2 separate regions of the Homo sapiens genome follow, and region 1 is linked to region 2. A link is a loop called in an ENCODE intact Hi-C map of the cell type or tissue named here. Cell type or tissue: heart left ventricle. All regions are shown on one strand. Each heading gives the region's core, and the rest is flanking DNA. Links, peaks and the distances in the headings are about the cores only. Region 1 overlaps PBX3 (PBX homeobox 3). Region 2 has its middle 240 kb from the start of PBX3.

Evidence for each region. Hi-C counts contacts between places; a loop is a spot of excess contacts. Peaks named below come from ENCODE experiments on the same cell type or tissue, not always from the same donor. Only the 100,000 strongest peaks of a DNase experiment are listed, where the experiment ranks them.
Region 1: a loop joins it to region 2, with 5 times the contacts of the local background. A loop is called at or near these places in 1 of 110 quality-filtered maps.

What each region holds. Positions count from the first base shown.
Region 1 is chr9:125,927,731-125,943,917 of GRCh38, forward strand. It overlaps PBX3 (PBX homeobox 3), which reads left to right. Exons shown (of 9, transcript NM_006195.6): 4 at 1,925-2,115; 5 at 7,742-7,877. Among named protein-coding and RNA genes, the nearest start is that of PBX3, 190 kb to the left of the region's middle. In heart left ventricle, for the core only: no CTCF peak of the experiment used is centred there; no DNase peak of the experiment used is centred there.
Region 2 is chr9:125,978,853-125,995,039 of GRCh38, forward strand. No RefSeq gene overlaps it. Among named protein-coding and RNA genes, the nearest start is that of PBX3, 240 kb to the left of the region's middle. RefSeq lists enhancers at 9,258-10,064, 10,065-10,870. In heart left ventricle, for the core only: no CTCF peak of the experiment used is centred there; a DNase peak (open chromatin) is centred at 7,639.

The DNA of each region.
Region 1 (16,187 bases), core at 7,209-12,208, 49 kb before region 2:
TTATAAATCAAAGAGAATATAGATGAAGTTGGATGCAGTGGCACACACCTGTAATCCTAGCAGCTCAGGAGGCTGAGGTGGGAGGATCTCTTTAGGCCAAGAGTTTGAGACAAGTCTGGGCAACATAGCAAGACCCTGACTCTAAAAAAGATTTAAAAATTAGCTGGGGGCCAGGCGCAGTGGCTCATGCCTGTAATCCTAGCACTTCGGGAGGCTGAGGCAGGTGGATTGTCTGAACTCAGGAGTTTGAGATCAGCCTGGGCAACATGGTGAAACCCCATCTCTACTAAAATACAAAAGAAATTAGCCGGGCGTGGCGGTGTGTACCTGTAGTCCCAGCTACTCGGGAGGCTGAGGCAGGAGAATTGCTTAAACTCAGGAGGCGGAGGCTGCAGTGAGCCGAGATCACACCACTGCACTCCAACACTCCATCCTGGGCGACAGAGCAAGACTCTGTCTCTACAAAAAAAAATAATAATAATAAAAAATACATAAAAAATTAGCTGGGTATGGTGGCACATGCCTGTCGTCACAGCTACTTGGGAAGCTGAGATGGGAGGATTGCTTGAGCCCAGGGGCTTGAGGCTGCAATGAACTATGATCATACCACTGCACTCTAGCCTGGGTGACACAGTGAGACTCTGAATATTAGGGGAAACAAATGTGTGTGTGTGTGTGTGTGTGTGTGTGTGTTTTTGTGTATGTACTGAAAGAGACAATGTCTGAGGATTTTTTTTTTTTTTTTGAGACAGAATCTTGGAATCTCGCTTTGTTGCCCAGGCTGGAGTGCAGTGGCGCGATCTCGGCTCACTGCAAGCTCCATCGCCTGGGTTCACGCCATTCTCCTGCCTCAGCCTCCCGAGTAGCTGGGACTACAGGCACCCGCCACCACGGTGGGCTAATTTTTTGTATTTTTAGTAGAGATGGGGTTTCACTGTGTTAGCCAGGATGGTCTCGATCTCCTGCCCTCGTGATCCACCCGCCTCAGCCTCCCAATGTGCTGGGATTACAGGCGTGAGCCACCGCGCCCGGCCTGAGGATTGTTAACTAAAAAGTTTGAGACCCAGATCTGATCCTTATTTTCTGTTGGACATCCCTTGAAGAGTTGAGCTGCTTTACAGAGATGGCTTATATCCACTAAAGGCCTGCACTACAGCTAAATTATAATAGGTCATTGGAATGCTTGGCACGCAAGGCCCTTTATGTGCTAATTCAAACCTGAATCCTTTTGCTTCTTTACATATTATCTGTATTCCTATTTGCCATTCTCTGAACTTGCAACATACTGTTATTTCTAGTACCTGGAATTCCTCCTGACTTCCATCTTTATCCACCTTTCAAAGATGCTACCTATTGTTTAAAGCTCAATCCGTGAAGCCTACAGATGAAAATATTCCTTCCTTGGAACTTAATATCTTCCTGTTAGTCTTTGCACTGAATTAGTTTTTTATACATTTTTTCTCACCAAAGGCCAGGCCTGCATCTTGCTCATTTCTGTGTTCCTTATAGCACTGGCAAGAGTTTGAACTTTGTAGTTGTTCAGTAAGCATTTGTTGATTAAATGTAAAACTCCAGAGAAAATAGGTGGTACTTAGTATTAACAATTAACATATATTTTTACTTGTATATGGGAATTGATAGGGAGCATCCTCGAATGGGAAAACATCATTTTGGAACTGGACAGGGGTGGGTGGGAAGAGTAGTTGAATGCTGTCTCCTTGCACGTCTGACCATGCACGGTTTCAGAATTCTTGCTGCCTTAACTACTATTACTACCATTTTACAAGTGTCTTAGTTTTCATTTTACCCTACACACTGTATAATGCTATTGGTGAATGCAAATGAGGTGTAAATTCAGATGAGTGAATGTCTTCGTGTGATAGTAGATAGTTTCCAAAGGAGTGATTTTTTTTTCCCATTACAGGCATGTAATGAATTTACTACACATGTGATGAACCTTCTCCGAGAACAGAGTAGAACACGTCCCATTTCTCCAAAAGAGATTGAAAGAATGGTGGGCATCATCCATCGAAAATTTAGTTCCATTCAGATGCAGCTCAAACAAAGCACTTGTGAAGCAGTTATGATTTTAAGATCAAGGTTCCTTGATGCCAGGTATGTGAAGCCATAAATCTATTGCATGGCTTTCCCCCGTCTGTCACTCCTTGTGTATTATTTTCTGTAAAACTGACCAGTTGGTCTTAGATTCTTTTGGCCATATGAGTCTTTTGTACAATGGACAGGTAATTCAACTCATGGTTCCTGTGCTGTCAAGCTTTCCTGTCTGGGAATGGTAATGTGGGTTAGCTGCCAGTTTAGTGACTCAGGAAATGAATAGGATTAGTGTCTCTGCTAATGACTTTAGGAATATGTAGCCTTTCCATTCTGATGCTAAAAGGTATTTTTAAGGATAGTTTTCTGCATATAACTGTTTTAACAAGGGGTATTTTGTAAGAATTTCTTAATGTTACACGGGTTGTGCATAATATGGGAAAATACTTGGAGATACTGATACTCCTAAGAAGGAAGTGGCATTTCAGTTAATAGCAGTTACCACAAAACTCCAGAATCTGTATTTCCAAATCAAGAAAGAAAGCCTACCATTTTTCCTGTAAGGATGAAAATTTCCCTTTATCTGAAGCTTTCCCCAAGTTTCACAGGAGTTAGGTAATATATTGTATATGGTAATAAATTGTCTACAGTGACCTACTGAGTGACAGAACAGAAGAATTGTCAACGTCATAGTGTACGCTGCCCCTGTAGGGATGCCTCTCGGGGCATTGCTAAAGCTTATGATGAATCTGCAGCTTTGGAAAGAAGTTTCTATTTTGTTTTTCTTTCTTCTCCCATGGAATCTGACAGAGGTGATAATTATCATCCAAATCTCACAGTATTAAAGGAAATAACTAAGATAGCTTCTCAACTGGAAAACAAAGTGTGTGGAGCATTTTCAGTGTTTTTCATTTTAGCTCTTTATTTTCATCTCAGTTCCTGCCCATCCTTTTGTACATGGGCTAGCACAGTACCTACTAGTCTCCCTGTCTCCAGTCCTACTGCCCTCCAGCCCATCCTCCATATCCCTTGTCTGTTTCTATAACATCACCGTGCTACCATGATTGCTTTGCTTGAAAACCACAGTAGCTTTCCAATGCTCGATACATGCATACTTCACATATACACTCCTTAACCTGACATTTAAGGCCTGTTCCTGTCTGCATTACTTCTTTGTTGTTGTGAAGATTTTATTATTCTTTTTTCTATTTTAAAAATGCCAAGCTCACTATGGAAAGTTTGGAAAATATATGGAATAAAAGGATGAAGGATAAAAGTTAACCTCATTTTTATTACCTAAAGAAAAAATCACTATAAATGTTTTACAATATTCTCTCTCTTTTTGTTTGTTTGGGGGCTTTTTAAAAGAAATATTTCTGTGATGGGTCAATATGCATAATTTGGTCTGCTTTTTAAAAAATTTACCATGAATACATGAACATTTTCATGTAGTATAAGCTCTAATTATTAATAGCATTTTAACAATTGAAGTTACCAAATGGATATAAAATAAATAATGTCCTTAGCATTCCCTTATGCATTCCCTATGCACTCCACCCAGGCTGGAGTGCAGTAAATGATGCTATCATGGCTCACTGCAGCCTCGACATCCCATGCTCGAGTGATCTTCCTGCTTCTGCCTCCCGAGTAGCTGGGAGGCATTTGCCACCATGCTCGGATAATTTTTGTATTTTTTGTAGAGATGGTGTTTCACCATGTTGCCCAGCCTGGTCTTGAACTCCTGAACTCAAGCTATCCTGCCTCCCAAAGTGCTGGGATTATAGGCAGGAGCCACCATGCCCAGCCAACTATTAATTTTCATATAATTTCTTCCTTTCTTCCTTCCTTCCACAAATATTTATTGGTACTGAGGATATATTGGTAAACAAGACAGATTAATATACTTGCCCCAATTGAGCTTATATTCTACTTGAGGAAACAGACAGTAAACAGGTGAACAAATATACCATAACATTCTATTTAATAATGTAATTAAATGTAATAGGGTGATAAGTGGTATGCAGAAAAATAAAGCAAGTCAAGGGGAGAGAAAATGGAGAGGGTACTATTTTAGATAGATTTTTATTTAAACTAACATTTTAATGAAAATCTTCATTGATTGAACCTTTTTGGTCTTTAGGATTATTTCCTAAGGATCAATTCTTAGAAATGGAATTATTAGATCTGAGTTTGAACATTTTCAGTGTTCTTATTTATATATCACTAAATTGTTCTTTCCTGTGTTTCTTCCAAAATGAAATGCTTCATGGAATTATGTTTCTACTGCTTAGAATTCCTTCTTTTCCTAAGTCTAACCACTTACTTCCCTGGCTCCCACAACAAACTGTCTCTCTAAGCTGGTTACCAGTAATGAGTCATCATCTGTGAGGGTATCTGGAATGGAGCCCGGAATGGAACCAGTGCTTGTACTTGTTGGATCTAGTGAGATCTTGCTCATCGTTCCGGATCTGGTCTAAATGCTCGCTTTTCAGAAAATCCACCTTAATCACCCTGCTGGACTAGCCCTTCCTTCCCTTGAACACTTATACTATGTTTACGCAACTATTCAGACTGAAAGTCATGTAGGCTCCTTTTTCTTGTAGTTTTTCATGAACATTTCTTCTCTCCCTTAGTAAGCCACAGTGTCATTGAAAGCAACAGCCAAGACTTACACATTTGCATTCCCCACAATTCTAGCAAATGACTTACATGTTAGAGGCTACCAAAAATAATTTATTGACTGGCCAGATGAATGAATAATTCCACTTAATACTTTGTAACAGCTCAAATCAGGGTTAGAGAGGTAGCATCAGACGACAAAAAACATTTTAAAATTATTTGTCTAATTTGAGCATTTTAATAAAAAGCATTATGTAACAAAGATAGTAAAACATGTCTGATAGAAAGAAATATTTTCTAACATAATTGCTATCCTTATTTCTGCTGATACTTTCCCATTCTTGTCAACATGCATGCTTATTTTTTAAATAACTGCATTCATAATGTATACACCTAAATGATTTATTTTTCTTCCATGAAGAGAAAGTGTATTAACAGCCTAAAGTGAGCAGGGCCAGAATGAGAGAGTGGCAGAGCTTGGAGCAGAGTCTCTTCTCCCATAGAGATTGCTGTTAGTAATGTTGTGATGCTGATGGAACACAGGCCTGGACTGATGTGCCACTGCACACTGGCCTGAGGCATAGCCATTTAGAGTGTGGTGAACCCTGGGGGAGTGAAACTGAGGGGAAATGCTTAATGGGCATTTTCTACAGGATGCTTTCTAAAAAATAAATAACGTATAAGACCAAGTTCTCTCCTGTGCCTTCAAGTGAATGCAAATACTGAGCTTTGGTTCCATCTATTCTTGTAGTGCCTCCCAGCAAGCCCTCTGCACTGAGAAGGCAAGGGGCTCTGCTCTAGGCAAACATGCTCAGTCAGATATATGATTCCCTTGCTCACTCTGACTTCCCATGCTCATGTTTGCTTCATAATTGGACAAGACGAAGCATGCACCAATGCAAAACATTTAAGAATAAATTTGTGTAGGTCCGTCTCCTCTTCCAGTAGAAGTGCTGTAGTTTGGACACAGCCAGAATGTCCGGTGAGCTATTCCGTTTGTTCTCTGAGGTGTTTTGAAGTTTGTTAAAAACCACCCCTGGGCAAAAGTGATGTGAGCCAAACTTCTCTTTGCTTTTCTAGATATATTTCTTTTTGATCCTCCTTTCATACGTCGCTATTTCCCAAAGAAATGCACTTGTGTCATCTATTCCCATCTACCCTGGGCCTTGCTCCTGGGCACCAGGAGCTTGCTTACATATAGTGGAATTGAGTGGAGTGGCTGAAGCAGGGATACAGGGAGGGACAAGGAGGGTTGGAGCAGGCAGGTGCATATCTAAGGGGGCAGCTATCACTCAGCTTTAACCTAGAGCTGCCTTCTGAGAACATGGGCCCAGTACTGTTGGTATCCCAATTTTTCATAAGAAGTCAGAAACCTAGATTTTTATGAGCAGGTAATTACTGTGTGGTCTCAATAAATAATGTCTATGGGCCAGATAATGTCCATAAATTTGACATTTTCAGTATCTAGTCTAGACATTACCCATGCACCTACTCATCAGAGTGTACCTCTTCAATGTGCTCTCACCTCGGGACCTTGTCTTTCTTTTCAAGCAACACATGACTCCTGCAAAAATGCTAACTGTTCTTCTTTTTGGTGCATTTGTCTTCGTTCCGTTCCTTCCCTGTCTTCCCTTACCACCTCCCCATCCAGTTCATCATCAAATCCTGTTGATTTTAATCCCCAAATACATCTTGAATCTCATCTTCATCCTCTAGAAAACAATAGTTTAACCCTCCTAAAAATTATTGAAATTAAGACATTTCAGGACTAAAACCTGAGTTGTTTTGATCAGACCTAGATTTCTTGCTCCCTTGACTCTCCCTTAATGTTGAAATGTAGATCACATACTTAACCTGCCATATGAATGACACCATTTTGACTAGAAGAATCTCATAGAGTGCATACCTATACAACAGCCTACTGACTCTGTGTTTTCTGACTGTGGGATATCACAATTGAGAAGAATTAAGATTATTTGGAAGAAAGTATTAAGAAAATTATCTGGGGAAGGTATTTTCTAATTACTGGAGTACTTAATTGAAAGTGAATTCTGACAAATGATAATTTTCAGGCTGGAATTCTTTAAAATCTTAATAACAAAACCCAAATATAAATGACATTTTTGCTACTTGAAATATGTTGTTAATAAATGCTTGATCTTTTGAAAGTCTGTTACCCCCTTCCCAACAAAAACAAAAGATAACTTTTTGTTCTCTCCTCTTTGCTTAGTGAAGGAAATCATACCTCAGTCCAGGAAGTTGCTTAAGCAGAAAAACCTAGAAATCCTTCCCAATGCATTTTTTTTTTCCTAAACTTCCTTCTCTATCTCCCTCACTCACTCCTCCCATTCAATACATCATCAGGTCCTATTGCTTTTACCTTTCAAGTAGATCTTGAGTCTTGTTTTCATTGCTCTCACCTTGTGCCAAGTTACTATCATCTTCATTTTGACCAGTGCAATCATCTCCTAAAATGGGCTTTGCAGTTCCTTTCATGCGCTCCTCCACCTATTCTCAGCAGTCAGAATGATCTTTTAAAAACATAAAACTTAAAACCTTTAATAGTTTCCTATTGCACTCAGCATAAAATCCAAAACTTCTTGTAGCTCCACTGAGCTTCTGTAATCTGCCCCCTGCCCATCCTTCCAGACTCATCTCACACATTCCCTGTCTTTTACGGTGCCCCAACCTGCTCTAACCCTTTAGACAAGATATTTCTGTTTCAGAACTCTTCCTCTGCCCAGTCCTCTTCCCTGTAAGCTCTCTGATAGACCTTGTTTGTTCTCACTGGATCTTCATTGAATATCTAAAATATTAGGTCTTCAAAGAATGAAGCACAATAGTCTGCTTCATAGTCTGGTATTTTTCTCAGTGATCCTACATCTTAAAATGAGTTGGATAATGCCTTGGAGGATGTCTAGAACATAACGTATAATATCACAGAAATAAATTAGACCTTAAGGATGTTTAAAAAGAGAAATCTACTTTTTTGGTATCATCCTAATTAACCCATCCCTCTTAGGTTAATGCTGATTGTAACTGCAATTATTTTCTTTCACTCTTGTCATAGACGGAAAAGGCGTAACTTCAGTAAACAGGCCACAGAAATCTTGAATGAATATTTTTACTCACACCTCAGCAACCCCTACCCCAGTGAAGAAGCCAAAGAGGAGCTGGCCAAGAAATGCAGCATCACAGTGTCACAGGTGAGAAAGGACCCATGGGTCTGTCTTGTTCCCTGTGGAGACAGGAACCTCATTCCTTCCTCAGGGCATTATTATCAAATTTCATATCCAAATGTTCTATCATCAAAAAAGATATAAGGAAAATGTAGATATTTCCACAGTTTTAGGCAAGATTTTAAACCTTAGATAATTTTGAAAAACTGTAAGTGGCGAAGAATCAAGACCACCACCACCCCCATTCCCCAGTGTAAATCTTCTCTAGAGAGGACATAAACATGCCATGGGGAGAGACGCAGTTTACACTTAAGTGACTCTCCAGTAAATGGCATGTATTCCTGGTTTCCCTGATTTAGATGACTGACCTAAGCTTCTACCAGCAAGAAACCAATTTATTTGTTGCCAAAAGGAAATTTAATATAACTCTTTGGTGAAAGCTTTGAGGAATTCACCAGGCCCTTTCTTGGTAACATACTACAATGTTTGAATCCCAAGGATTTCTTTGCTTCCTTATTATCCATTAAACACAAGAATTAAATTCATGCTTTCAGGGTTTCTGATTTTGGGGTTTTTAAAAAAATGTTTATTTATAATAATTTCTGACCCTGAAGTTAGTTGTCATCTTCTAACAAAAATACATTTAGTTTTAGTCAGATAGACTGGTATTTGGACTGAGGATTGGAAACAAATAAATTAACAAACAAGTGTACCTCTTTAGAACATAAATATATCGTATTAGCATTACCTCTAAAATACAATTTTGTATAAATGTTCATATTATTGTTAATAGATTGACATTTGAAGAGCATTTCTTTATAGCATGCAAAAGCAGTAGTTTACCAACCAGTTTTTGTAGTGAAACTTAAGGAAAAACTGACGCTTGTCAAAAATTTCAGTGTTCACTAGGGGTCACATGAAACCACTTTTAAAAGTAGTTTCTAAATAAATACTTGTACTGTAGATAAAGTTCAAGATACTAAAGATCCCTTTCAAGTTCCAATGAGGGTCTCATATCAGTGTATGAAGTCATTGTTATTTGAGGGAATAGGGCCTGGGTGTAAGATGATTTCCAGCTCCTCTTTTGGCATTATTTTCTGTAGAAACTCAAGAGCAAACTTTGATTCATAACTAAGGTTTCATTCAAGGTTTATTGTCATTTCTCTTATGAAATGGTATATCTTGATTTCTTTTTACGCAGTTAGAAATGGAATATAATTGATTTGGATTACCAGCTTACATAGACATATATTATATAAAACATTACTAACTGGGTTACTCACTTCCATATGAAATATGGAGGAATAATATGATATGCCGGGTTAGCCAGAGAAGACAAAATTAAAAGAAGAATCGTTTCAAGTAGGATTTTATGACGAATGCCTTTTCCCTGAACATTAGTGAAAGGATTAGGTTCATGCCGAACACCGGATGATGATGCCACGCCTGGTTTTCCTGTTCTCACAACCACTCTCTGACTTAGAATTTGAATGTTTGTGGATGAGTTTAAGCATTTTCTTGCTGCCACTCTTTTTTAAAAAACAATTCTATAGTATATGCACCATTAGAGAATAAAACAGATTAATATCATCTATTTCAAAAACAATAGAATCTGGAGTTTTCATTAGCTGTAGTACTTCACACTTTGTGTGTAGTGTAGAGTGTGCTCAATACACACTTGTGGAATAAGTGATAAAAAGGTTTCCTTCTGGCTGTTCTGAACTAGGGAGTTTTAACTTCTAAAATAGGCTAGGAACCCACTTACCAGTGTGTTTTTTTTAAAAAAAACAGTTAATTATTAAATTTATTTCACTTGTTTTCTATGGAAAAATAGCTTTATTATGTTTTGAATTTTTTTTTTAGCAATTGCTGAGAAAAAGGTACAGAGGTAGAAATAATATAGATATAGCTCTGTTACCCTGTCTAAAAAGCAAACTTTCTGACCTTGTTTCTTCCAGGTCAGCCTTTCAAACACAGAATTTCAGAAATAAGTTATGCTTATAAATTAATGGCCTTTTGTTTAAGTTTTTAAAAAGTGAAAGCAAAGAATTTCTGTTCTAGGCCTGACAGGTCAACTGCTTTTGCTTTTTCTTTTTTAAAGACAGGGTCTCGCTCTGTCACACAGGCTGGAGTGCAGGGATATGTTATCACAGCTCACTGTAACTTTGAACTCCTGGGCTCAAGCAATCCTCCTGCCTCAGCCTCCTGAGTAGCTAGGACTACAGGCACGCCACCACACCCAGCTGATTTTTAAATTTTTTGTACAGACAGGGATTCACCCTGTTGTCCAAGCTGGTCTCGAACTCCTGGCCTCAAGTGATCCTCCAGCCTCAGCCTCCCAAAGTGCTGGGATTACAGGCATGAACCACTACACTTGGCTAACTACTTTCAAAAGAGAAAAAATATTGTTTAAAATGTAAATCATACTGAAATACAATTAAATTTAGAATCTAGAAATTGTTCATAGAGAAAACCAACTTTAAAAATATTGAAGCCCCCTGAAAACAGGCAACTGGAATAACACTATTTTTACTAGATTTAGAATATATGAAACTCTGATCTATTATTTACTGCAACTGCTTATAATAATAATAGGGAAACTTCAGAAGAAGTGTAAGGCAATATCTTTAGTGCTGTGAGGGCAGGCTAGAATTCCTTAAACAGGACATAAAATGTGTAAGGAACAAAAGAGAAGACTGATAGATTCAGTGGTAGAACTTTTGTTTATCAAAGTACTTAATAAAGACTGAAAACATCAACATGATACAACTATTCAGTAAAGATGGGATCAGATATAATTATCAATAGATATTAAATCTAGAGGAAAATTTAGATGAAGAACATGGTCTTAAAGTGTCTCTCCATAGACCATTTAAAGTTACAAGAGATTTAAAAAAAAAGTAATAGTAGAGTGGAGAAATGGGACAAAAACTTGACCAAGTGATTGGAATCAACATCACCAAGGAGGAGCAGACGGACATTGGGTGTAGTATTTCATCCAAGAACATAACCTGAGTCTAATCACAAGACAACACCAGCCAAATCCCAAATGAGGAATGTTCTATTGAAGACAAAAGCGGGGAAGGAGCATTGTTCTTTAAAAACGTCCAAGAAAGGCCAGGGAAATGTTCTAGATTAAAAGAAGCTAAAGAGATAGGACAAGTAATTGCAATACTTTACCCTAGACTGGATTCTGTACTGTGGGGAAAACCATACCATAAAAGATATTATTGGGTTAAATTTACTGAAATAAATTGTAATTGATAATTGTACTATGGTTATGTGAGAGAATCTCTTTAGACTTAGGAAATATACACTGACTGACTTAGGGGTAAAGGACCATGATGAGTATAACTTAGCCTCAGATGTTCAGAAAAAAAAAATGTGTGTTTGCATGTATATGTGTGTGTGTGTGTATATAAACACACATACACACACACACACAGCATGAGTGCCCACAAAGATAAAACAAATGGGGAAAAATAATAATAGGGGAAGGGCATATACAAATATTCTTTATGCTATTTTTATTGTTGCAGCTTTTTTCACATTTGAAATTATTTTCAAATAAAATATTTTCTAAACTGTAGAAACAGTCCACGCACTGCAAGAAGATATTTACAAGTGTATAAGCAACAGAGGATTAAAATCCAAAATATATAAGGAACTCCTATAAATTAATAAGAAAAGACAAAGAACCGATTTCAAAAATAGGCAAAAGAGTCAAACAAGGATTTCATGGAAGAAAAAATAGAAATGGTCAATTGTATGAAAAGATCCCCATTCTTATTAGGAATCAGGAAAATATGATTAAAAATTGCAGTATTTTTATATTTCAAACTTATATTTCCTAGATTGGCACATTCTGCTACCAAGAATGTGTAGCAGTAGGAGCCCTTATAATATTGGTGGTAGGGATGTAAATTGATATAGCCACTTTGGAAAACTTCTGACATTATTTTATAAATTTGAACATGCATATACCATTCAACCCACAATTTCTAGAAGACCTCTTGTCTGTATTTCAGGAAACACTGGTAAGAACATTCATAGTAACATTGTTTGAAATGGCAAAAAATTTGAAACAAACCATTTGTCCACGGACTGGAGAAATGGATAAATATGCTGTGTTATAATCCCACAATGGAGCACTATTCAGCAATGGAAAAAGAATGATCTACAAGTATCAATTCATGTTGAGTGAAAAATGCAAATTGGAGAATACACGTAACATAACATTTTTAGGAAGTTTAAAACCAAGCAAGCTAAACAGCATATTGTCAGGGGAGACATATATGTGGTTAAACATAAAGGAAAGAAAGGCAATGATAAAATTAAAAAAGGGCCGGGTGTGGTGGCTCACGCCTGTAATCCCAGCACTTTGGGAGGCCAGGAGTTTGAGACCAGCCTGACCAACATGGAGAAACCCCGTCTCTACTAAAAATACAAAAAGTAGCCGAGTGTGATGGTGCATGCATGTAATCCCACCTATTCGGGAGGCTGAGGCAGGAGAATTGCTTGAATCCAGGAGGTGGAAGTTGTGGGGTGAGCCAAGATCGTGCCATTGCACTCCAGCCTGGGCAACAAGAGCAAAACTCCGTCTCAAAAAAAAAAAAGAAGAAAAAGAATCCAATGAGATGGGATCAAGAAGGAACAATCAAGGAGTTTCAGTATTACTAACAGTCTTTCTTAATTTTAGTGGCAGGTTTACAGAGATTAATTTAATTATTATGCATTACAAACCTGCATATATAAGGCAAGGAAGTCTCATGTCAGTTATTAAATCTAAGTAACAGAATTTAAAAAGACTGTTTCCATTCGTTTAATAAACATTTATTGAATAATGCTGATTATGTGCCAAATACTGTGCTAGGGATGAAAGAGACATCAGTGAACTTAACCAGACAGACCCATGTCCTACCTGATAGAAATGTGTACACATACTCACCAAAAGATATGTATAGGAATATCCTTAGTAACAGTATTTGTAATAGCCAAAACTAGAAACAATGCAAACGTCCATCAAGAGGAAAATAGGTAAACCAGTATGGTATATTTATGTATATTTGGAATGTTATTTAACAATGAGAATGAATGAACTATAACTATATGTAACTACATAATGCTAAGTAAAAGAAGTGCTTGATTTCATTTATAAAAAATGGAAAAACTTGATTTCATTTATAAAAAATAGAAAAACAAGAGAAATTAACCTTGGGGGTTAGAAATCAGATTAATAGTTATTTTTGGGGGAATGGTGATTGGAAGGAGGAAGAACTATTTCTTGATCTAAGTGTTAGTTCCATGGGTATGTTCACTTTATGAAAATTCATTAAACTCTATACCTATGATGTGTGGCCCTTTTTTGTATATTTTTATTTTATTTGACTAAAAAGTTTACTTTCATAACAAAAACAAGCCTGCCTTCATGGAACTTACATTTTTGTGGGAGTATACATATAAGTAAACAAGACAGTCAGTTACAAAGTGATAGTTGCTCTTGACAAATGAAGGAGGGAAGTGGTTAGAGGATGCAATTTTTAATAGGGTGGTAAAGAAAGCCCCTCCTGAGGAAGTATCTTTTGGTTAGTTTGAAGGAGATGAAGGACAAGTCATGTGGATAATCAGTGAGGAACATTCTAGCAGAGGGAACAGCAAGTACGGAGGCCCTGAGGTAGAAGTGCCCTGAGCAAGGGAGCAAGTAGTAGGAGATGAAGTTAAAGATGCTGGGGACCAAATAAATGGTTCATGGGCCTTCTAGGCCATGGTGATGACTTGGGCTTTCACTGTGAGATGGGGAACTGAGGAGTGACATGGATCTGACTTAAGTTTTATAGGATCACCATGGCAGCTGTACTGACATTAGACCCTGGGAGGCAAGGGAAAGCAGAGCTATCAGTTGGGGTACACTTGAGTGTTCACTTAATTGAGTATTTGTGATAGAAATGATGAGATGTGACTGGGTTCTGGATAAATTGTGAAGGTACAGGGTTTCCTGATAGGTTGGATGTAGAATGTGTGAGAAAGAGATTTGCTAAACCAGAATTTGAAATTTCTGATTTCTTGACTTGCTTTGATTAAGTAAGCAAAAGGGAGTTCCTCTTTTACCTAACACCCTGAAAATTGACAAAAGAAGAAACTATTTCACATGTCATATGCATTGAGAATCATACTTAAATTGTCACATACTCTTAATTAGTAGAGCAGATATTAATTTACTTTTTGGAATAGAGCTAATTTACATTGATTATTCAAGTTACTAAGCTGTAAAAAACTTCATCGTTCTCCTAATTCCAATTTTGAATTTGAGTAACTGGCTGTATTTTCTCTGCTAGGTGTTTTTAGAATGAAAAATGTTAACTTATTCTTCATTTCTACTGTAGTTGAAATGTACTGTAAAGAAAGGATTGATTTAAAAACAAAAATGAGAACCAGAAATGGTATTTATTCACTCAACCAACATATTTTAGAGCTCTTAAAGAGGCAAATAAGACCTGCTTTTATAATAGTCTAATATAAATAACATCACAATCTAACCCATACAGATGAGGAAACTGAAGTTCAGAGAAGTTAAGTGATTTGACAAGGGTCACAAGCCTTAGTGAGTAGGGGACTTGGGGATTTTTACACAGATATTCTTAATAAAAGGGGAGAAACTGAAGTCTTACTTTTTTTCTTGCAAGAGGCAGTGTGATTCATTCATCCCCAGGGCCCAGGCTGCAGAGTGCTGGTTTGTGAGGCACGGACCTTGGATAATATCACTAGGGCTGCATCATTTTCCCGCTAAGCTACTTTAGAGACTCTGGGCTAGTTAGTAGTCTGAGGTCTCTTTACTCATTAAACTACTTATTCCAAAGCAGTGAATATTCAGTAAGCTAATTAAAATTTGTAAGTAAGATTTCCTTATTAAAAAAACTATTAAAATAAGAAGAAGCCCGTTAAAATAATAATTAGAGCAGGAAAAAAGAAGATGACTATCAAATTACAGTACTTTTTTTCAGCTATACATAAAGGCCTTTTCAGTTGCTTTGGCAGTAGACAGAAGGCAGAAGTAGATTCCTACTGCAAGTATGCAGTTGGTAAACCAGAAACAAGTTGAAGGAAAAGGCAGCTATTTTGTTAAAACGGTTCTTTCACATGTCTTAAAAGAAGGCTACAGACCCTCTGTTCTAAAAGCTCTGATTGTGTATCCCAGTGGAGGTGGGACATCATTAAACAGTGCGCAGAGAATAAAAGAGCAGGTTGTAAAAAATGGGAGCTTTGAGGATGCTATAGCATGAAGTACAGATGAGGCATATCTGCAAGATTTAAAGAAAACAGGGAAGCTTCTGATTTTTTTGTTGCTGTTGTTCTCTACAAACAATCAGTACCATGATTGGTGTGGTGCTTAAAGCTTGCTCCAGTGATGTCAGGTATTATATTTATTTTAGAATTGACTATTTTGAGGAAATCTCTAACACTCAGTTGATACGATACCCAAACAAGGATAAAGAGACAATTTTCAGGCTGGGCACAGTGGCTCACACCTGTAATCCCAGTGCTTTGGGAGGCTGAGGCGGGTGGATCGCCTGAGCTCAGGAGTTCAAGACCACCTGGGCAACCTCGTCTCTACTAAAATACAAAAAATTAGCCGGGCGTGGTGGCACACGCCTGTAGTCCCAGCTACTCGGGAGGCTGAGGGATGAGAATCACTTGAGCCTAGAGGTGGAGGTTGCAGTGAGCCAAGATCATGCCATTGCACTCCAGCTTGGGCTGCAGAGTGAGACTGTCTCAAAAAAAAAAAAAAAAAAAAAAAAAAAAAAAAAAAAAAAAAAAAAAAGAAAGGAGAGAGAATTTGCAGCTTAGATTTAGGGTTTTTGAGTTTCCCTATACCTGGAAGAAGTCATAATCAGAACTGTGGTTCCTCCATTTTTGTCCCCTTTGCCTTCTTTTACCTATTCCTTCTCTTCTTCTTTCCAATTGAGTATTCTTATCAGTTTTTCTCATGCTAGTCTCAGCACTGTGTCTAACCTTTCCGCTGCCTTGCTTCCATGAGGCGTTTGAGGCTAATAGGCCAATATATAAGCCAGGGTCCCAGCAGAAAACAGATGTCACACTCAAACTGGAATAATTGGAGGACACTTTATAAGTGAGGTAAAATGACTTGCTCAAGGTCACTAAGCAAGTGACTATTTACAATAGTGTGGGCAGAGTGTAGGGAAACCACAAAGGATAATACTAGTGATTGGTTCTGTTACCCACTTGGCCTGAAGAGATGAGGGAAGGGTCAGTAGATCTCAAGACAGAGGAGGTGTGTGGAGAAGGCCAGTGACTGAGACCTGAAAAAAGGCAGCCTTA
Region 2 (16,187 bases), core at 5,533-10,532:
ATTTTAGAATCATTTTGTCTATGTCTACAAAATAACTTGCTGGGATTTTGACTGGGTTGTGTTGAATATATAAATCAAGTTGAGAAGAATTGACATCTAGACAATATTGACTCTTCCTATCCATGAACATGAACTATCTCTCCATGTATTTTACTCTACTTTGTTATCTTTTGTCAGAGTTTTGCAGTTTTCCTTATATAGCTCTTGTACACATTTTGTTATATTTATACCTAAGTAGTTTTGAGTGCTAATGTAAATGGTAATGTGTTTTTTATTTTAAATTCCACTTGTTCATTGCCAATATATAGGGAAACAGTTGGCTTTTATTTATTTATTTATTTTTAAAATATTCTTATTTATTTATTTATTTATTATTATACTTTAAGTTTTAGGGTACATGTGCACAACGTGCAGGTTTGTTACATATGTATACATGTGCCATGTTGGTGTGCTGCACCCATTAACTCGTCATTTAACATTAGGTATATCTCCTAATGCTATCCCTCCCCACTACCCCCACCCCACAACAGGCCCCAGTGTATGAGGTTCCCCTTCCTGTGTTCATGTGTTCTCATTAACAGTTGGCTTTTAAATATTAATCTTGTATACTGCAGCCTTGCTGCAATCACTTGTTAGTTCCTTTAGTTTTTTTAATTCACTCAGTTTTTCTACCTAGATAATTATGTTATCTGCAATGACAGTTTTATTTCTTCCTTCCCAATCTCAATATGTTTTATTTCCTTTTCTTGTCTTATTGCATTAGCTAGAATTGCCAGTACAATATTGAAAAGCAGTGGTGAGAGAAGATATCTTTCTTTTGTTTCTGATCTTAGTGGGCGAGCTTCTAGTTCTCATCACTAAGTATGATGATGATGTTAGTTGTAGGTTTTTTGTAGATATTCTGTATCAAACTGATGAAGCTCCCCTCAATTCCTGTTTACTGAGAGGTGTTCTGTTTTGTTTTGCCTTAATAGTGAATGGGTGTTGGACTTTGTTAGGTGCTTTTTCTGCACCTACTGATGTGATCACATGATTTTTCTTTAGTCTGTTGATGTAATAGATTACATTAATTGATTTCCAAATGTTGAACAAACCTTGCATACCTGGGAAAATTCCCACTTGGTGGTAGTGCATAATTCTTTTTATACATTGTTGATTCCAATTTGCTAGTATTTTTTGAAGATGTCTGCATTTACATTCATGAGAAATATTTTCTGTAGTTATCTTTTCTTGTAATGACTTTGGTTTTGATATTAGGATAATACTGGCCTCATAGGATAAGTTAGAATATAGTCACTGTACTTCTATCTTCTGGAAAAGATTGTAGAGAGTTGGTATAATTTCCTTCTTAAATGTTTGGTAACATTTTCCATCTGCTTTCTGTTTTGGAAGGTTATTAATTGTTGATTCAATTTCTTTAATAGATATAGACCTATTCCGATGTCTATTTCTTCTTGTGTGAATTTTGGCAGATTTCATTTTTCAGGAAATTGGCCCATTTCATCTAGGTTACATTTGTGTGCATAGACTTGTTCATAATATTTCTCTATTCTTTTAGTGTCCATGGGATCTGTAGTGATGTTTCCTTTCTCACTGTCATGAGGATAGCATGGGGGAACTTCCCCCTTAATTTAATTACCTCCCACCACGTCCCTCCTATGACATGTGGGGATTGTGGGAACTACAGTTCAAGATGAGATTTGGTTGAGGACACAGCCAAACCATATCAAGCGGTCCTTGTTAAGAAGAAAAAAAATGGGCCGGGCATGGTGGCTCACGCCTGTAATCCCAGCACTTTGGGAGGTCGAGGCCAGTGGATCATGAGGTCAGGTGTTCAAGAACAGCCTAGCCAACATGGTGAAACCCCGTCTCTACTAAAAATACAAAAATTATCCAGGCATGGTGGCAGGTGCCTGTAATCCCAGCTACTCGGGAGGCAGAGGCAGGAGAATTGCTTGAACCCAGGAAGTGGAGGTTGCAGTGAGCTGAGATCATGCCACTGCACTCCAGCCTAGGTGACAAAGGAAGACTCCATCTAAGAAGAAAGAAAAAAAAAGGAAGAAGAAAAGAATGATCTGGTGTATTTTAAAATGGGTTGTTTCCCCCTCCCTCACTGGAAGCATGAGGGGATTCTTCTCCAATATTTACTGTGAGAATCTTGTACAGCTCTAGAGGAAAAACTCACAAAAATGTGTGTGCCTCTCATGATTGGGTCCCCTGGAGTTTTCAACTCTCAGACTTGTCCATCTTGACCTCCTAGTAAGTTATTTCTTACATTTAAGGTTTTCCTACCCTGGTGCTGGTTCTTGCGGATGTTTCTGCTCATGGTTTTCTGCTCCAGTAAGTTGTGATTCTCTGAATCTGCCCTGTCTGTCTCTTTAATTTTGGGACAGCTGTTTGTTTTGTGACCTTACTTCTCTGGCAAATCTAAGAAGAGTTGTTGATTTTTCAGTGTGTTCAGCATTTTACCTGTTGTAAGGATAGAGTGTCAACTTCTACACTTCTTACATGCTGGACCAGAAACTTGAAGTCCCTCCTATCTTTCTTACCTCCCATTACACATACACAATTATATATATGACACACACACACACACATACATATATATGTCACTATTTTATACAGTTTTCAACCTTCCTTTTTTTTTTAAGAAATACATCCTGAATGTCCCTTTTTTTTTTTTTTTTTTGAGATGGAGTCTTGCTCTATTTCCCAGGCTGGAGTGCAGTGACGCGATCTTGGCTCACTGCAACCTCCACCTCCCTGGTTCAAGCAATTCCCCTGCCTCAGCCTCCCGAGTAGCTGGGATTACAGGCACACACTACCACGCCTGGCTAATTTTTTTGTATTTTTAGTAGAGATGGGGTTTCACCATGTTGGCCAGACTGGTCTTGAACTCCTGACCTTAGGCAATGTGCCCACCTCGGCCTCCCAAAGTGCTGGGATTACAGGCACGAGCCATCACTCCCGGCTGTCTTTTCACATTTCTACCCAGGTACTTACTGCAGTCTTTGGTATTGACTTTATGGTGCTCTGTGGTAGACATGTGTCCTCATGTCACTATTCTCCCACTGGTGGACACTTATGTTGACAGCTTATCGCTCTGGCCCACAGTGCTTCATAAATATCTTGAACATCAATCACTGAGGACACATCTGAACATTTCTAGAGGACAAATTTGTAAAAATGGAGTTGCTCAGTCAAGGGGGTGATGGGGTTTGGCTGCATCCCCACCCAAATCTCATCTTGAATTGTATTCCCCATAATCCCCATTTGTCAAGGGAGGGACCCAGTGGGAGGTGATTGAATCACGGGGGCAGTTTCCCTCATGCTGTTTTCATGATAGTGAGTGAGTGCTCACGAGACCTGATGGTTTTACAAGTGTTTGACGATTCCTCCTTCACACACACTCTCTTCCGCCGCCTTGTGAAGAAGGTGCTTACTTCCCTTTCACCATCTGCCATGATTGTAAGTTTCCTGAGGGCTCCTTAGTCATGTGGAACTGTGAGTCAATTAAACCTCTTCCCTTATAAATTACCCAGTCTTGGGCAGTTCTTTATAGCAATATGAAAATGGACTAATACAGAGGGTGTATGCATTAAAATTTTTGAAAAACCCAAATCTCCCCTAAAAGGCTGTTCCAGTCTGTATTGTGTGTTTTTCCACACCCTGGCTGTTCAGCATGGCAGAGTATGGGTGGAGGCAAAGCTGTTAGAGCTGTGAGCCCCACACTGTCCTCGTGGGCTCAGTTCAGAGCACTTCTACATCACTGGAGCACATTTTGCCCAAATTATCAAACATCAATTGCTGGGTCTTTCTTGGCCTCAACCTGAGTGGGATGAGAATATCTCTCTTGATGCTGATTTGCAGGAAGATTCTGGGAAATTTTCTATGATGATAATAAGAAGAGGAATAGCAGCCACTAGTGACCCATGATGATTTCTTGTGACCAGGTCCTAGGCTAAGCCCTTGTTGAATATCATCTTCTTCAGATTTAGTTGCCCTATTTTACAAATGGGAAAACCGTGCTCAGAGAAGGGAGCTTCTTGCCTAAGTGCCCAGAGCCAGGATCAGTCCTGCTGTGCTGACTCCACGCTTGTGAGCTTGACCACACACTATCACATCTCTGAGCCTCAGTTATGGCAGGGGCCAAGGATGCCGAACCTGCCCTCCTCCCACGGGGATGAGGACCAAGGGAGCCAGGGTCTTTGGAACTCTAAGATGTGTGTGACTGTATCCAGGGTCAGTGTCATGGACTGGTCTGAGGCAAGTGTTCAAGCTCAGCCTGGAGTTTCCCGGCTTCACCTACACAATGCCTAGAGTGGGTGGTCCAGGGCTCAGAAAACACTGGCTGTGTAAAGGGGCAATTCTATTGCAAGCTTGTGGGGCCCATCCCAGGAAGCCAGGCTGCCCCTCACATCACTGCAGTCTGAGACAGGTGTGTCAAGCCGGGTGACGGTGGTGGTGAATGAATGGGAGGGGCTTGGCCTCTGGAGTCCAGCCTCCACTGCAGTAATCTGGGCATGTGTCCTCTCTCGGAGCCTCAGCTTCCCTCTCTGTAAAATGGGTTCATCCCTCCTAGGGCTGAGTGAGGACTGAACAAGGTCTTGCTTACACATCATGAAACTCACCCTCTTATATACGGTAGGTGCTTATTAATGAGCACTACTGAGTCAGGGTGTCTGGGGCACCCAAGCCAGGAACCTCCTTTGGGGAAGCACCACCAGGAGCTGTTTAACCCACGTTTATTGTCCAAATGAACAGATGAGCCAACTGCTATTCGGGAGGCCACAGGCTGCCCCTGAGCCCCCAGTCCCCACCATGCTTAGCAGGCTTCTCCCCTCCCACTGCATCTGTCTGGTCCCCTGGCGTCTGCTCAACTCCAAACAGTTGCTTAATTTGTGCATTATAAAAAAATGAGAGTTTCAAAGCACTCGGCGATGTATAACAATAAATAAGGACTCCCACAATATTGCCTCCTTAACCCTGGCGGCCACAGAAGCAGCACAGATGTCTGGCACCCTGACAATACCTGGCCCCTGCCACTGTGGGGAATGAGTCTCAGAAGGTCATCATTAGGCCTGTGAGCACACTATGTTACGTGTCACATGCATGTCCCTGTGTGCACTGTGGACTTCTGTGTGTTTCTGAGCAGTGTCATGTGGGCCTGTGACACAATGTTGTGCAGGTGTGAATGCAAGGGGGTGGCCCACTGTGTGAGACATGTCTTGTCTGCGTGTGGTCATGTTACGTGGTGTGTGTGTCTTTTACTATTCTAAATTAAATGGAGTCTGGGCTGGGCGCGGTGGCTCACGCTTGTAATCCCAGCACTTTGGGAGGCTGAGGCAGGCGGATTGTCTGAGCTCAGGAGTTCGAGACCAGCCTGGGCAACATGGTGAAACCCTGTCTCAAAAAATTAGCCAGACATGGTGGCGGGCACCTGTAATCCCAGCTACTTGGGAGGCTGAGGCAGGAGAATCAATTGAACCAGGGAGGCGGAAGTTGCAGTGAGTTGAGATCGCGCCACTGCACTCCCGCCTGGGTGACAGAGCGAAACTCCAACCCAAAAAAAAAAAAAAAAAGGAATCTGGGCCTGGTCCCTGGACATCCACTTCCCAGGGATTCAGGGCCTCCCTCCTTCCCTCCAGAGTCCCAGGTGGGTGTGATGCTCCAGGCACAGGTCTCCTTGGTTCTCTGGCCTGCTGCTGTGTGGCATGACACTGTCCCCAAGCCTGCACCCTGTCATCAGGTCAGGCTGTTCTACCACGGGTCCTGGACATGCCTCCCACTGGGAAGCCCCTCCACTGGCTCCAGAGCCTACTACAGGGCCCTCTCTGCAGCGCTCAAGGCAGAGACTCAAGGTTCCATCACCACAGATGTCCAGGAACCTGGGAGCAGCTCCTGCTTCCCCAGAGCACTTCCCTCCCTCAGGCTCCAGCTAGTCTTGAGCTGAGCTCCAAACTCTCTCTCCTCCCCAGAGGAAGTTCCTGCTTCATCCCTTGTTTGGCCTGATGCTCCAACAAAGAGTAGGGAGGAGGTGGGGCTCAGGGTAGCTCTGGAAATGCCAAGAAGGTATTGACTTCCCCAGGGAGGTGAGACAAGGCCCCTGCAGTCTGGGCTTAGAATCAAAACTTCTGGTTGTCATGAAGAGGGAACAATTCACCTTTTTTGGTGTACTGAGTTGGGTACTTTCAAGCAGGTTACCTTATCACCATCATCATCACCACCATCACCACATTGCTACCACCACCACCAACATCACCACCATCATCACCACCACTACCACTCATACCACTGCCACCACCACCATCACCACCACCACCATCACCATCATCACCACTACCACCATCACTATCATCATTATCCTCACTACTATTATCATCATCATTATCCTCACTACCACCATCACTATCACCACCACCATCACCATCACCATCACCACCACCATCACCGTCATCACCATCACTATCATTATTCTCACTACTATCATCATCATCACCATCCTCACTAGCTTCACTATCATCTTAATCATCATCACCATCATTATAATTATCACTGTAACCACAATCACCACCACAACCATCACCATCACCATCACCATCCTTACCCTCGTTATCTTTATAGCCATCAGCAGCAGTAGAATCGCTATCAGCATCATCACCATCTCCACCATCATCATCACTGATTTTTTTCAGGCCCCTGGTTCACTGTCGGTCTCTCATTGTGGCTCCCCCATCACAATGTAATAAATACTCCAGTGCCCATGTGAACTCCCGTTCAAACCGGATCCTTAGCAGTCTCAGTTCTCCAGGTGTTGTCCATCTCTGCACTCACCCCTGAAACTTCTCCACTACTGAGACCTCCACACCTCCCTCCTCTGCCTGGCCCCTGACCCCCATCCTCCTCTGCCAGTGAGGGTTGAGGTTGAGGAGAGCGAGGAGCGTCTACTTAACAGCTACATTTCTACCCAAAGCCTGTTCCAGGCAACCTAGGCCTTTTCTATCATGCGTCTCCAGATTTTTTTAGCCTCTGTTCACTGGTCAATTCCGAGGCCGCTTGCACACTTTTAGGCATTTGCTACAGCGGCGCCCTGCTTCCAGGTACCCAGGCCTGTGTTGGTTTTCTATTGCTGCCGAAAGACATTCTGCCTCCCACAGCTTCCCTGCTCCGTCTTCCACCGGCAGGTCCCCGAGCCTGGATGGCTCCTGCCGTCTGTGTTCTCCATGCCTAGCTGCTGGGAGCCCAGGAGGCTGCACCCGCCTCTGGTGTGAGGCCACAGTCTGAGCCCTTAGCATGGTATCTGGAGCCAGAGATGTCCCCGGGCTCCTCTGCTGCCCAGCTGTGTGACCTCAGGCCAGACGTGTGCCCCTCTGAGCCTCAGCTTCCTTATCTGTGAAATGGGAACAATGATGTCACCCACACCTGAGGTGCAGGCGTGAGTGAGCAGAGTCCCATCACCCTGTTGAGTGGTGAGTGGCAGGTGAAACTCACTCCCCAGGGACCCCTGCCATGGGCCTTCCTTCTGCCCAGGTAGGAGGGCGGCCCTGGAACTAAGCCCTCACTCTGGTCAGGGAAGCTGGCTGGTGGGGTTCCCGTGGATCGGGCCGGGAGGAGGATTCTGGGTCTGGCTCTGTCCTGCAGGTGGCTCCCCGCAGGGCATCATGCTACCTGTGGCCCTCTCCTGCCTCGGTGGGAGCAGGGCAGGAAGATCGCCTTCCCCCTGAGGGCCTTGGGAGCCATCGAATGTGTAGGCAGGAGAGTGCCATGGTCAGGTGGGCTCGGACTGTCATAAGTTGGATGGGCCAGAGTGGGTCAGACTTGAGACTGAGTGACTTTCTTGGTCCCGGACAGAAAGGGTGAGGTATAAGTTAGGCGGTGGCTACAGGGAGGGAGGAATGGGATGGTGGTGATATAGGGGTTTGGGTCTCGGCCTTGGCTGCACACTGGAACCTTCTGGCAATTTTTTTTTTTTGAGACAGAGTTTCACTTTTATCACCCAGGCTGGAGTGAAGTGGCGCCATCTCGGCTCACTGCAACATCTGCCTCCTGGGTTTAAGCGATTCTCCTGCCTCAGCCACCCAAGTAGCTGGGATTACAGGCGTGCACCACGGTGCCCGGCTGATTTTTGGATTTTTAGTAGAGATGGGGTTTCACCATGTTGGTCAGGCTGGTCTCAAATTCCTGACCTCAGGGGATCCACCCACCTCAGCCTCTCAAAATGCTAGGATTACAGGCGTGAGCCACGGTGCCCAGCCCCTTCTGGCAATTCTGATTCAGTTGGTTGGGGGGCAGCCTGGGCATTGGCAGGTTTGAAATCTCCCCTGGGGGATTCTGACACAGCTTGAGGTGGCCTAGGGCACAAGCTAGAGTCATGAGACCCTTTGGGTCTGTGCAGGACCCCAGTGGAGTCAGACTCAGGCCTGGGGGTCCAGCAGTGTTGCTCCCTGCCCCCTGCCCAGGCTGGGGTGGCTTCCAGAACAGGGAGGCAGATGGAAGGTTTGAAGGGGACAGCAGTAAGGCTGAGAGGCAGGTACAGGGATGAGATGGAGAAGTGGCAGTGTGGGGCTCTGCAAACAGTGTGGGCTCTGTGGCTGCTGCCGTGGGCAAGGGCAGGCTGCTCTAGGCTTTTCAGTGGTGTGAGAGGCTACAGCTGCGTTGAAGCCTGAACCAGGCTCAAGGGCAGGGCTGTCTGCTACTGACTGCCTCTGCCCAAATCTCCTGGGGCAGCTTTGCAGGGCTCTGTGTCGGGGGGAAGGAGTGGACATCCCCTATTTGAGTGGGGCTGACACCTCTACCCAGGGCAGGTCCTGCAGCTGATCCCCCCACAGTCTTGCATGCTGCAGACAAAGAGAATTTGCTGGGAGACAATGTCAAGTGTACAGAATGTTGGGGCTGAGGACCATCTCTCTGTGCTGGAACTCAGGCTGGAGGAGAGGCTGGGCCTTCGACGGTGGGAGTTTTCACCCTGAGCCCACAGACTTTCTCGACTTCAGATTTACAAATTGAAAATCATTAATAATTCTAACCAGGCGGTGATAAATCTGAGATCTCTCTCGATGAACCCAGACAGCATTTCATAAATCAAAAAGATTACTTAGGAATTTTAAAAAATCTGACGTCAAAATGTCATGGTTACTAATGGTTTCGGTAGATCTCGTGCGGTGATATATCATTTATCTACGCTACATCTCAGATGTGACACAGGGGGCAGAAATGGGATGTCTTTTAATATCGTGAATACATTTCAGCCCATAATAAAGGTATTAACAACTTCTTGGTGCGATTTCTTCCAGAGCTGGGGGTCTGATTTAATGCCATTTTGACAGTGGCTCCGCCTCGTCACTCCCCAAACTTCCCGAGGCCCTGTGTGGCCCTGGAAAATTCTGGAGAGGCTGAGATAGGGCTGCAGACCCCCATTCCCATGGGGGATAGGCTGGGTTGCTCAAATACAGCTCCTGCCCATAGGCGGAGACCCTAAGACACCCCTCACACTCCCCGAAAACAGGTCAGAAATCACCTAATTATAAGTAGCAGTGATCATAACTCCTATTAATTAAGCACTTACCATGTGCAGGCTATGTAACGCCTGATGTGCATTCGTTCACAGATTCCTCCCTGCTTCTCATTTCTTTACAGGCCCAAAGTCCGGGGTGCCCTGCCCACCCCCACCTCTCTGTCCTGGTCTCCCTAGCCAGCCTCTCCAGGCACATGGGTCCTCTTCCTGCTCCTTGAACCCCTGCTGGGGCACGTCTGGCCTCAGGGCCTTTGCACGGGCTTGCCCTCTGTCTGGAACACTCTTCCCCAGGTAGCCATGTGGCTCCCTCCCCCACTGCTTCAAGTCTTTGCAGGAGTCTCACCTCTCAGAGGAGGCCTGCCCGGGCACCTTGTTCAATCCTGTAGCTGCCCCGGCGTCCTGCTCTCCTGTCCCTCCTGTCCCCGCATGGCTTGTCTGACACCTCCTATGTTCATGTGGGGTCTCTCTCTCCTCTGCTAGAAGGTCTGCTCAGGGAGGGCTGGGAGCCTTGTCTGTTCTGCTCGTTGCTGTGTTGAAAGCTTCTCAAACTACCCATGGCAGGCACTTAGTCAATGAACAGTTGAACAGTTGAAAGTCCATCTTACAGAGAGGAAACTGAGGCTCAGAATGGGGCAGTCACCGGTCCAAAGCCACACAGTGGGAGAGAAGCAGAGCAAGGCTTCCCCTCAGGACTGCATCCCCTGAAAGGTGGCCCCCTCGCTGCACCATGGGGTGCCAAGTCCGGGAGGGGGTGCTCAGGGACCGCCCAGGACTGTGCAGATCCGGGCTGAGGGCAGGGAGGGCCCCTGTTCAGTGACCGTTCCGTGCCCCATCCTGATGGGTGTTCACCAGCCCAGGGGCACCCTAGAGGGCAGAGGGGTGACCTCACCTGCTCAGAGTCACCAGGCTGTGATTCCAGGTCAGGAGGGACAGACAGAAGGGCCCTGCAGTCAGCCCTGTGCTGTCTGGGGCCTGGAGCAGAGTCCTATCTGCCTGCACCTCCCGGGGTGGCCCAGCGCAGGGTGTGTGGCAGCCCCTGGAGCCCCCAAACCCAGTTTCCATCCTGGCTCTGCCACCTTCTGCTGTGTGGCCTCGGGTGGGGCCTGTTTGTCTTGCCCTGTACTTTCTCCCCTGAGGAGCGGGGGTGGGATTCCTCTCCGCCCCTCAGGATTGGGAGGGGAGGCAATGAGATGAAGCAGTCAGAGCCCCCCGCATCAGTGAGTGCTCAAAACATAGTCCTTGCTCATGTTTTCTCCAACTCCCTTGCTGTGCAGCAGAACAGCCTAAGCCTGGGCCCAGAGAGGGACAGCGGCTCTCCCGTGGATGCCCAGCACATCCTGGGAGCATCCTTGGGGGCCCCAGTGGTGCAGTCTCTCTCCAGATGCCCCACCCCACCCACTGAGTTGGAAGTGACCCTCAGCCCCTTGCACATGGGTTTGGAGACCCTGCAGCTCTCTCTGCCTTGGCTGCCAACAACTCTCAGTCACCACAGGAAAAACCTTGGTGGGCTGATACTCAGAGGGGTCCCTGGGAGCTGGCACGGCCTGGTCAGGAGGCTAGAGGCTGGAGCAGGGATGTCCGGGGGCCCCTGGGAAGCAGGTGGGAGTGGAAAGTCAAGGGCCACGTTGCAATCCATAGGTGCCAGGCTGCCCCGCTGGGTCATGCACCACCGTTGTCAGCCGAGGCCTCCTGAAATGCCCTCCACCGGCAACACCCATGCGGGCCTAGCCCTCAGTCCCCCCACAGCTGCCAGTGGGATCTCTAGGAAATGCTGGCCTAACCTTCACTCCCTGGCTCCAAAGCTTTCCATGGCTGCTCGTGCCTGTGGGACAAAGGCAGGACTCCTTAGCTGCCTGCCCCTCAGGGTTCGTTTCCTACCGCCTGGCCTACCCTCCATGTGGCCTTCCAGAGCTCCAACCCCAACGCTCCAGGCAACATAACCCACCCTGTGGCTGCCCTCTCTGCAACCACCCTGACCCATCCCCGCTTCAGTTGATCACCCTCTGGGATCCTGGGACTAGGGATGGTCGCGGAGCAGGGCGGGCACCCTGGTAGACATGCCACATGGCAGGATCAGCTGGGGGAACTCTTCTGGGGGCTGGCGACACAGCAGGGAATGAAGCTGACCTTCTCGACAGAGCCCGCCACCCTCTGTCCCCGAGCCTTTCCTTGCACCTCCTTTCGTGGTTGTTTGTTTGGGGTCTTGCCCCACCACCTCCCACTAACTTACAGGCACCGAGAGGGCGGCAGCCTGGGGTGGTCCCACCACTTGTTCCTGGTGTCTCCCAGACCTGGTGCTAAGTAGGTGCTCAGCCCTTGGGCCAGAGGGCCTGGGCCTTCATCCTGTGCTTCGCTGTTCTCAAACTCCACATCCGAAATAAACCTCTTCTCACCTCCTCCCTCTTGATCCACCCTGGATCAAGCCAGGATTGTCGCAAAAGCTTCCCAAGTTCGTCTACCCAGGTGGCCTTCACCCATTCACCATTCTGCACCCAGCTGCCAGGGGGCTCCTCTCCAAGGCCCGAGCCAGGTCCCGCCCCTCCGTCACACCCTGCAATGCCCTCTGCGTCTCTGGTCCCTCTCTGACCTCCCTGTCCCCTCTGAGACCACACTGGCCACCTCATCTTTGTGCTTGCAGATCCCTCTGCCCAGAGCTGCCCCCAGGCTCTCACACTCCCACACGACTCCCTGTTAAACATCCCCACCCCTGCAGCTCCCTCCCCCATCTCCACGGCATCACCATCTGGCACGCGCCACATTTTTATCTGTTTTGTTTAAAGTCTGTCTCTGCCACGAGAATGTCAGCTTTGTTGACCACTGTGTCCCCAGCGCCTGGAGGAGTTCCTGGCACACAGCGGGGACACCATAAAGATTTGCTTTTTTTTTTTTTTTTTTTGAGATGTTGTCTCACTCTGTCATCTAGGCTGGAGTGCAATGGCCTGATCTTGGCTCACTGAAACCTCTGCCCTTCAGGTTCCAGTGTTTCTTATGCCTCAGCCTCCTGAGTAGCTGGGCTACAGGTGCCCACCGCCATGCCCAGGTAAGTTATTTTTCGTTGTTGTTGGTGGTGGTGTTTTTTTTTTTTTTTTTTTTTTTTTTTTTTTTTAGTAGAGACGAAGTTTCACCATGTTGGTCAGGCTGGTGTCAAACTCCTGACCTCAGGTGATCCGCCCACCTTGGCTTCTCAAAGTGCTGGGATTATAGGCGTAAGCCACCACACCCAGCCAGATTTGTCTATTGAATGAAGTTGTTGAATACCTAAATGAAGGAATGAATGATGAATGATTCTGAAAAAGCAGGGAGACAAAGTCTTCATGATTTCTTTCCTCTGCATCCACCACCCCAAGTTCAGGGCCCAGGTGAGTATGAGACCCTTGGTAGTCCCCGTTTTCCCTTTTAGCCCCTGACTGATCCCAGCACCCATCAGCTCCGGGATAAAGGAGCGGGGGCAGATCTGGATTTGAGTCCTGGCTCTGTCTCTTTCAAAGCAGTCACTCAACCCTTAGGAGCCTCAGTTTCTTGGTCTGTAAAATGTGGATTATGATACCTTCACCAACATTTATTGAGCATTCTCTATGAGCCAGGCCCCGGGCCTTCTTTCCAGGTTTGTTAAAAGGATAATGTGAGGTCAGGGCAGGGGCTCAGTGAAGAGAAATGAATGGGGGTCAGGATGCTTAAGAATGACAGGGTGCAGCCTCCCCCGGGGCATCTCACTTCTCTGGGCCCCATGCGGAGTGTGCAGCTTAATGAAGCCTTGCAGGTAAGGGAGAAACTTCACCAGCCCGCCTGCCTCCAGGAGGAGCAGCAGAAGCCCGGTCTTTGGTGTTCTAGGTGGTGCTGCTGCCTCAAAGCCACATGCTTGGAGGGGTGACTCTGTGCCAAGGTCACAAAGGAGATAGACGCAGAGAGCCCCCATCCCCTTCCTTCTCCCCCCGCCCATCCCACTGCCCGCTCGCCCACCCCGCAGCACCAGCCTGGGCCTCAGCAGTGGATGAGCCTGTCATACTAGGGACTTTTATCTCACACAATTGCTTCTGCCTCTTGATAGAGCTTCTCCTCACAAATCAAATCGACCCCAGGCAGGGAGAGTGAAAATCAATGCCTGGTGGAAAGTTCCCCACAGAAAACAGATTAGTTATTCTGGAAACTTCCTTAACCACAACAGGCTCTGGCATTCCCCCGGGCACAGGTCCGTTTGCCCAGGGCTCCAGGTGGTTGCCAGGAGGGCAGAGAGGAACAGAGGCCGGCCCAGCAGGGACCCAACCCCGGCCAGGGCTCTCCCAGGCTGGGGGACAGAGCGGGAGAAGGGGGAGGCTTGGAGTCACAGACCTGGGTTCAAGTCCAGGTCCACCACTTCCTTCTGGCTGCCCCTGGGCAAGTCACATCATCCTTCTGAGCCCTGGTTTCCACTTTCGGAAAATGGGGCTCTCAGGAGTGTTCACCCTGCAGGACTGTTGTGGGATGGTAGGTCACGTGTGCACAACACCCAGTGGACGACAGGCTGCCAATGGAGGAGGCAGAGTGCACTTCCCAGGGTTCTCGTCTGGGCAGAGGGCTGCATCCCCTGGCTCTCTCTGTGGATAATGGTTCTTACAGCCGTTTCCATGGACTGAGTCCTCCCTTGGTGCCTGGGGATTACTTTGTGTCGTGAGACTTAATCTGCCCAGCAGCCCACTGGATGGTTATTTATTTTATTTTTATTTTTATTTTTTTGAGATGGAGTCTTGCTCTGTCTGGAGTGCAATGGTGCGATCTCAGCTCACTGCAATCTCCACCTCCTGGGTTCAAGCGATTCTCCTGCCTCAGACTCCCGAGTAGGTGGGATTACAGGCGTGTGCCACCATGCCCGGCTAATTTTTGTATTTTTAGTAGAGACCGGGCTTCACCATGTTGTCCAGACTGGTCTCGAACTTCTGACCTCAAATGATCCACCTGCCTCAGCCTCCCAAAGTGTTAGAATTATAGGCGTGAGCCACCACGCCCAGCCCGGATGGTTATTTTTAATATTCCCGATTTACAGATGAGGAGACTGTGGCTCTGGGCAGTGGAGAAACTCATCCTGGGTCACATAACTGGGAACCACTAATCCCAAGGGGTCTGAGAGCCACTCTGGGACTCTTCCCGATGCCCTGGGCCTCCCTGGGCATGCATCTTCCTACAGGATCCCAGCTTGCTCCCGTCATGGCCGCTGGGCCCTGCCTGGCGACTCTAACCCTCCCCGAAGTGACATCGATATAAATATTGTTAATGGCCCGAACATAATGTTAAGTCAGGTTTTACTGGACTCCCTCGTCCAGCCCGTGGATTTATGGCGATAGGATTTGAGGTAAATGTTTATTGGCCCAAGTGAGAGCCAGGACTTCCTCTCTCCCAACCGCCGGCTCCCCAGGGCTGCCCAAGGGCTCTTGGTCCACCTGCTGAGAGCACATCGGGATAAATCTCCCCGAATGAAATATTTATTAATTTTGTTAACTAGTGTTGATCTCATAAATTACACCGACTTTTTCATGAAACGGTTATTAACATCCATGGCGCTGTGTTAATGGCTTATTGACCAAATATGGGATAATTAGGCCTGGGGAGCGTGGCCTGGCTGATCTGCAAGAGGCCAATTTGGCCAGGATTATGCCAATGACCTATTTTATGTTGCAGCCAGCGACATGGGAGATTCTGGAGCCTGGGCTTTGGAAAGCTGGGATCTTCAGGGGGGCTCCTGACCTGGAGCACTCTGACCCCTGCCCTTGGCCTGGCCCAGCAGCCTTCCCTGGGGTGGCTAGTGCTGCTCCCCAGCAAGGGAAGGGGGAAGTGGGACCCCCCACTCCAAGGCATGCCCTGGCCTCCATCCTGCTCTTAGCTCTGGGAGCTGGTGTTGCCAGGGGCAGAGGAGGGAACAGGCCCAGAGGGGTTGTCCCCTCAAAGATGGCACAGTCCATGCTTGTCCGGCCACATCCCCCGTCTGTCCCATCTGCTCCTGCTGGCGCTGGAGAAGGAAGGAGTCTTCCTACCTTGAGAATAGGGAAATTCTCTCCAGAGAGAAGAGCCCCGCTGGCCCAGGAATGGGGGGCCGGCGGAAGAAGCTACCCCAGGACACTGTCCATGTGTGTGCCTGGCTGTGCTCCTGGGCAGGCCTGTGCCACACATTCAGGCACACACATGTGGCCTGGATGCCTGCATTTGGCCACATGCGCAAGACAGGGTCTCTGTTTGTGGCTGAGGGTTTGTACCTGGGCCTGCAGGGTGCGGGGTGGTGCTCCTGCCCAGATGTGAGTGGCCCGGCCTCTCCACGCTGTGTCTCAGGACTTGGCTTTCTAGGGGGCCTCAGGTTTCAGGAAGCTGGGCAGGAGATGCCACCCTGCTGGTGTGCGGAGAGGGTTTCCCGGAGTCAACAGCGAGTACTGCTCCCTCCACTGCCATGGCTCCTTTCCCTGGTGCCCCGAGGTGGGACCCAGTGAGAACAAGGGGAAGGCATCTCTGGGTGAGAGCTGCTCAGATCCAATTCCACCCAGGCCGTTCTATAGCACGGACGCTTCTCCAGGGACAGGGCGTCCGCTCCTTTTCAGGCAGGGCATTCACTGTTAAACCTTAGAAACACACTTAGGGAATTGTGGCCACAGGGACCATGCTTGAGATGCCCCCAGGAGCCCTCAGGAAACCATCCCTGTTTCCCTGGGGG